Linked DNA regions of Homo sapiens: region 2 is linked to region 1. A link is an interaction called in ENCODE POLR2A ChIA-PET data of the cell type or tissue named here. Cell type or tissue: HepG2. All regions are shown on one strand. Each heading gives the region's core, and the rest is flanking DNA. Links, peaks and the distances in the headings are about the cores only.

Evidence for each region. Peaks named below come from ENCODE experiments on the same cell type or tissue, not always from the same donor. Only the 100,000 strongest peaks of a DNase experiment are listed, where the experiment ranks them.
Region 2: POLR2A ChIA-PET joins it to region 1 with 5 read pairs; 8 of 35 experiments call an interaction of 5 or more read pairs at or near these places.

What each region holds. Positions count from the first base shown.
Region 1 is chr15:67,134,263-67,136,854 of GRCh38, forward strand. The region is part of intron 1 of SMAD3 (SMAD family member 3); the gene reads left to right. Among named protein-coding and RNA genes, the nearest start is that of SMAD3-AS1, 11 kb to the right of the region's middle. RefSeq lists an enhancer at 1,319-1,463 and a cis regulatory region at 1,386-1,397. In HepG2, for the core only: no CTCF peak of the experiment used is centred there; a DNase peak (open chromatin) is centred at 1,419.
Region 2 is chr15:67,233,640-67,236,612 of GRCh38, forward strand. It overlaps AAGAB (alpha and gamma adaptin binding protein), which reads right to left. Exons shown (of 10, transcript NM_024666.5): 3 at 2,769-2,865; 4 at 2,340-2,429. Among named protein-coding and RNA genes, the nearest start is that of AAGAB, 20 kb to the right of the region's middle. In HepG2, for the core only: no CTCF peak of the experiment used is centred there; no DNase peak of the experiment used is centred there.

The sequences.
Region 1 (2,592 bases), core at 93-2,592:
GGCCTGGGGTTAATGAGTGGTGAATGTGTGTCAGTGTTTGGTATTTGCAGCAGGAGCTCTTCTGCGATTCCCTAAGCTCAGATGAACGGGGCCTTTAAGATGCCATCCAGCCATCGGAGAGATGCAGGAAAGGCCTTTTGAAATGCTGTTTCCCCTGACCTATTTGAGGTGAGGCCCTGTGATGTCATTTCCCCAGTGGTGTGTGTGAGAGAGCAAGCAGCACTAAGAAAAGCCACTGCTGAGAGTTCACAGTCCTTGCTTCAGTGTTGTCTTACGCTCGGGGTGCCTTAAAGGGCTTACAGCGACCCTACCTCCAGCTTCTCCAGCTCCCTTTCCTTGGCAAACACTTGACCCATCCCAGCCCCTTGGGCTTTCTTTCCTCCTCCTCTGCTACCACATACTGTGGGTGTTGGGAAATTACTAAAGGCGCGACTCTGGCTCTCAAAGACTCTGAAGTCCAGGATCGAGAAGAACTGTGTTTACACGGAGTTGTCAAGGATCATTCTGCCAATGATAACCTATTATCGTGCAACTCTGTGCCAGGTCCTGCTCTGGGAGCTTTATGTGTGCTGTTGCCCCTCACACTCACGGCAGAGGTGAGACAGAATGCTGAGAGATTTCTGCAGACAAGGAATCTGAGGTTTAAAGAGGCAATGTTTGATGAGCCACTGAGGGGTGGGGCTGGGATTGGAACCGAAGCTGGCTGCCCTTCAGCCCCCAGGGTCCTGCTGGGGAGATGTACCCAGGGGGTCCTGTGCTGGGAGAGTGGAAGCAGGGGTGTCACTGGGGGCTTTGTCCTGGGAGCTGGGCAGGTGCTAGGGACAGAGCTGGCCTGGTTTTGGAGCCACAGGAGAGAAGATGGCCGGGAAGAGCTGTGTTTGGAAGGTTCCTTTCTGTGCCAGGGGTCAGCAATCTGGGTTCTAGCACTGAGAGGGGCAAAACGTGGGTTTGTAGGGGAGAGAGGGTGACCCCCAGTGAGGGTAAGAAAGATAAGCTCCAGTGAGCTCTTCTCACCCTGGGTCCCAGCCTGTACCAAAAATCCAGGGGCAGCCCCCGGGCCCAGCCTGCCCCCTTCACAGTCCCCTGACTGCTTGAGGCTGTGGGCCAGTGGCTTTGCCCCTTGGAAGCTTGGTTTCCTCATCTGGGACAGAAAGGGGTCAAAACACCCTTTTTCATTGTTAAGATTAGATAATTTGAGAGCCAAAACTTCTTGCAGGGTGCCTGGTACCAAGTAGGCCCTCTCTAAATAAATAAATGATAGTTTTCATTTTCCCTTCCACTTAATTGTTTTTTTTTAAAAAAAACTTTTCTTCCCTGTAATAACAAATTTCAGAAGACAAGTTAATACATTGCTGTGTATACTCTCAGGCCAAGAATTTCCTCAGTGTTTACATACCAGAGCAGTACTTTGAACTTTGATTTTCTCCTCTGCCTCTGTGCTGGTTCAGACACCCTCTCTAAGATGCCAGAAGCATTGCCCTGCCTTGGCCTGTTGGTGGTGGGGTATGTGTGTGTGTTTTCATCGTATTATAAAAACGTGAAACATTTGAATTACGGGCAAGTGGTATTCTACCAGATTTAATAAACGTTAATATTTTCCATATTCACATCAGGTATTTGTAACATCTCTTTCTTTACTAAAAATAAAAACCTTCTGCTGAAGACCTCCTGTTACTCCAACCCCTTCCCCCTTCTTCTCGCTCCCGTTTCACAGGTGTTTACTCTCTTTTAAATTGGTGTGTGTCCTTCCCAGCTAGAATTTTGTAGTGTATTATTTGTAAAGCCAAATAACCCCACTGCAATGTGTTTGAACCACCAAAGCAAATGATCACCTTTTGGGAAAAGAAGGCTGAATATCCAAGGCCAGATCAGTGATTCAAGATCACAGAACAAACCTAACTGCTCTCAAATTGAAATCTCAAAATTATAAATTCATTGCCTTTGACTTAAAACTTGGAACTTTCAACCCTGCATAATTGCAGATACATTAAAGATTGTGCCATCTTGAGCTCCCAGGGTCATCTGAACCTTTCATGTGAGGAAACACATCCCAGAGTCAGTCATTCTTTTTTTTTTTTTTTTCTTTTCGAGTTGGAGTCTTGCTCTGTCACCCAGGCTGGAGTGCAGTGGTGCAATCTCGGCTCACTGCAACCTCCGCCTTCCGGATTCAAGCAATTCTGCTTCAGCCTCCTGAGTAGCTGGTATTACAGGCGTGCACCACCACACCTGGCTAATTTTTGTATTTTTTAGTAGAGACAGGGTTTCGCCATGTTGGCCAGGCTGGTCTCGAACTCCTGACCTCAGGTGATCTGCCCACCTCAGCCTCCCAAAGTACTGGGATTATAGGCATGAGCCACTGCACCCGGCCCAGAGTCAGTTATTCTTAGAGCAGGTGTTTTGGCTTTTGTCTTTAATGCTTCCCTCCCCACTTTAACATAACTGTAATATATAATTATTGTGGAAAATTTAGAACACATGGAGAAGTAAAGAGTGAAATTGCTGACTGCCCTATTACCCCAACCTCCACCCTATAGAGATATTTTCTCCCCATCCCCCCAAGGGCAGAGGATGGAGATCCCTGGGCTTCTCCAG
Region 2 (2,973 bases), core at 1-2,500, 99 kb after region 1:
GCTCTGCCACTTACTAGCTATTTGATCAAGGGCAAATCACTTACACCATTCTCACAGAAAGTGGAAACAATACCACTCTATGCACATCTCTCCTAGAGGAAAGATGCACTGCAATTGATGATTTACTAATGTAACCTTCCCCCTACACTGAAAACTCCTTGACGGCAGGAATCTTGTCTTACTGAGTTCATATGCCCATTGCCTACCACAGTGCCTGAAAAACAGCAGGCACTCAGCAACTGTTTAATGGATCAATGAATCATTTAAAGAATACCAACCTGCCAACCTAACAGAAATATAGTGATTAAATTGAAAATACTCTGCTGGGCGCGGTGGCTCATGCCTGTAATCCCAGCACTTTGGGAGGCCGAGGCAGGTGGATCACGAGGTCAGGAGATTGAGACCATCCTGGCTAACATGGTGAAACACCGTCTCTACTAAAAATACAAAAAAAAAAAAAAAAATTACCCAGGCGTGGTGGCGGGCGCCTGCAGTCCCAGCTACTTGGGAGGCTGAGGCAGGAGAATGGCGTGAATCTAGGAGGTGGAGCTTGCAGTGAGCAGAGATCGTGCCACTGCACTCCAGCCTGGGCAACAGAGAGAGACTCTGTCTCAAATAAATAAATAAATAAATAAAAATAAAGAAAGAAAATACTCTACCAAGATAAGTTTATCACCACCAATGTCTGGATGAAGACCTAAAAGTCATGTTTATCTTAATTGTGAATGACTTAATTCTCAAAAGAATAACTAATACTTTAGATGATATAACCAGGAACCAAAAATGTGGTCTGAAATGAAGAGCTAGTACCAGTAAGAGGAAAATTAATACAAACTAGCATAAAGTCCTATATTCATGTTTGAATAATACATGCAAGTAAAAGATGAGGAAATATGGCTTAGGAATAATTTGTATTTTAAAAGTCTAGGAAGGTTTTCATTACCTTACCTAAAGATGACATATCAAAAAACCCATTTTAAGATTAAGCTGAATGAATACAAGAACATTATTCAGACAAAGGGCTACGAGAAATAAAGTAGTATAAAGGAGCAGAGATTCCAAAATGATAACAGTCAAATACTGACTCCCAAGGACAAGAGAAAGAGAAAATTCTAGTGCCAGAAATCACACAGGCTCACATACACAAAACAGGGCACAAGTTTCAGGGACCTAGAAAAACACAGAAAAAGATGTACATGCTAATTTTCAACACTCTTTAAAATGAGCAAGGAGAAAAACCAGAGTTTTTATTTCAGTTTTGTTCTCTTCTTCTCCAGCAGGTTTTATTCTCAAAGGTAACAGCATTTTGGAAAAATTATAAATAAAACCAGAATATAGAAAAATATTTCTTAATTCCTTGAAGAAAAATACAAGTTTCTTGAAATGACTGCTTATGTCTTATCTATGTACTTTAATTCACGTTGGTTGCCCCTGCCCAGAATGTCTTTTGGAACAACTGGCATATTCACAATGCCACCTCTCCAGCAGTCCTCTCACTACAAGCCCAGGACCTTTTCTAACTTCTTCCCCATGGAGCAGCTGACATGTGAGAGGTCACAATGCCAACACGTTCTCTGCACTTTTAAACAAAAATAAGCTCTCCGGTCTCTAAAATACCACAGCACTACTATTTCTTCTATAATACTTATGACATTCCACTTGGTAATTCAATTATCTGTAAGTTTCATCTCTTGTACCAGATTATAAGGTTTTGGTGAACCAAAAACCCTCTTATCCTGGTAGATACCAAAACAGGTGTACTTCAAAGGAGAAAAGATGAGAAAAGAAATGGGGAAGGGGAGTAGAAGAGGGGAAGAAATAGAAGGTCCAGCAATAGCGGAGGACAGCGATTGCAGAGCTACCTGGGGTGGAGGTGGGGGATTAAATTTGGGGTCTATCTTTTGGCTTCAAATGTCCAAAAGACATTCAAATGGATTTGAAATGTCCCCTGCGATTCTTGGGAATTCAGCCTTAGGTTACTATGAATTCAAAATAAGAAACATCAACTTTAACTACTACGAAGGTCTAACTCTCCTTCTTCAGCAGTAGGGAAAGGAAAAAGGATTATGGAAATGACAAAGATTTTAGAAAGCAGCCCTATACCTTTATCCATAAGAAAAACACACATTTTCAAAAGTTCTAAAACAGGTGGTAAAACCAAAAAAATGAATTATTACACTAAGTGTAAGATTATAAGATTACATCAATGGATTTTGCTTAAATCCTTGAAACAGCTGGGGAAAAAAGTTTCTTGAATTTTGCTGTGATTCTTCTTCCCTGAATTAAAATAATCTCTCATATCTAAGTGCCATATTTTCTCCTAACACATAAACACTTACCATCCTCCTCAGGCAACTCCTCTGGACTAAGTTCTACCAATTCAAAGCCATGTTTGATGCACCATTCTTGAGCTTTTTGTCGGTTTATACCTAAAATAATATGCAAAAGAATCTTCATAAGTAAAAAGAAAATAAAACATGACTATTCCTGCAATATTCTTCACAAATCTCAATGTGTTTCCCTTAATGTCAATGTTATTCTAAAGGCATCTAAAATAATAAAAAGAAAATGACTTCTCAGCCCCGAAGTATCCATTCTTAAAAAAAAAGTAAGTATTACAAGATTCCAAAGAAAAATAGCTGAAAATATTTTCATAAAGCCATAAAGTCACATGGGATGTATGTCCTAAGTTAAAGAAACAGATGTACTCTGTTTATCAAGGAATGGCAAATGCATGTACCAACTACTGTCCCATCCACAGGCCTTACCATCTTCAGACACTCTATCGCAGACCAAGATCATCACCTCAGGTAACCATGCTTTTGCCAGTGGAAGCCATGAGGAGACACTATCAAGGCCCGATTTCTAGAGGGAACAAAAAATATAAACAAACAAAAACAGAAAAGAGATAGTCAGACAAAATGTAATGGGAAAAAAAGAAGGCATGCAATAATTTCTTATTCAAGCCTTCAT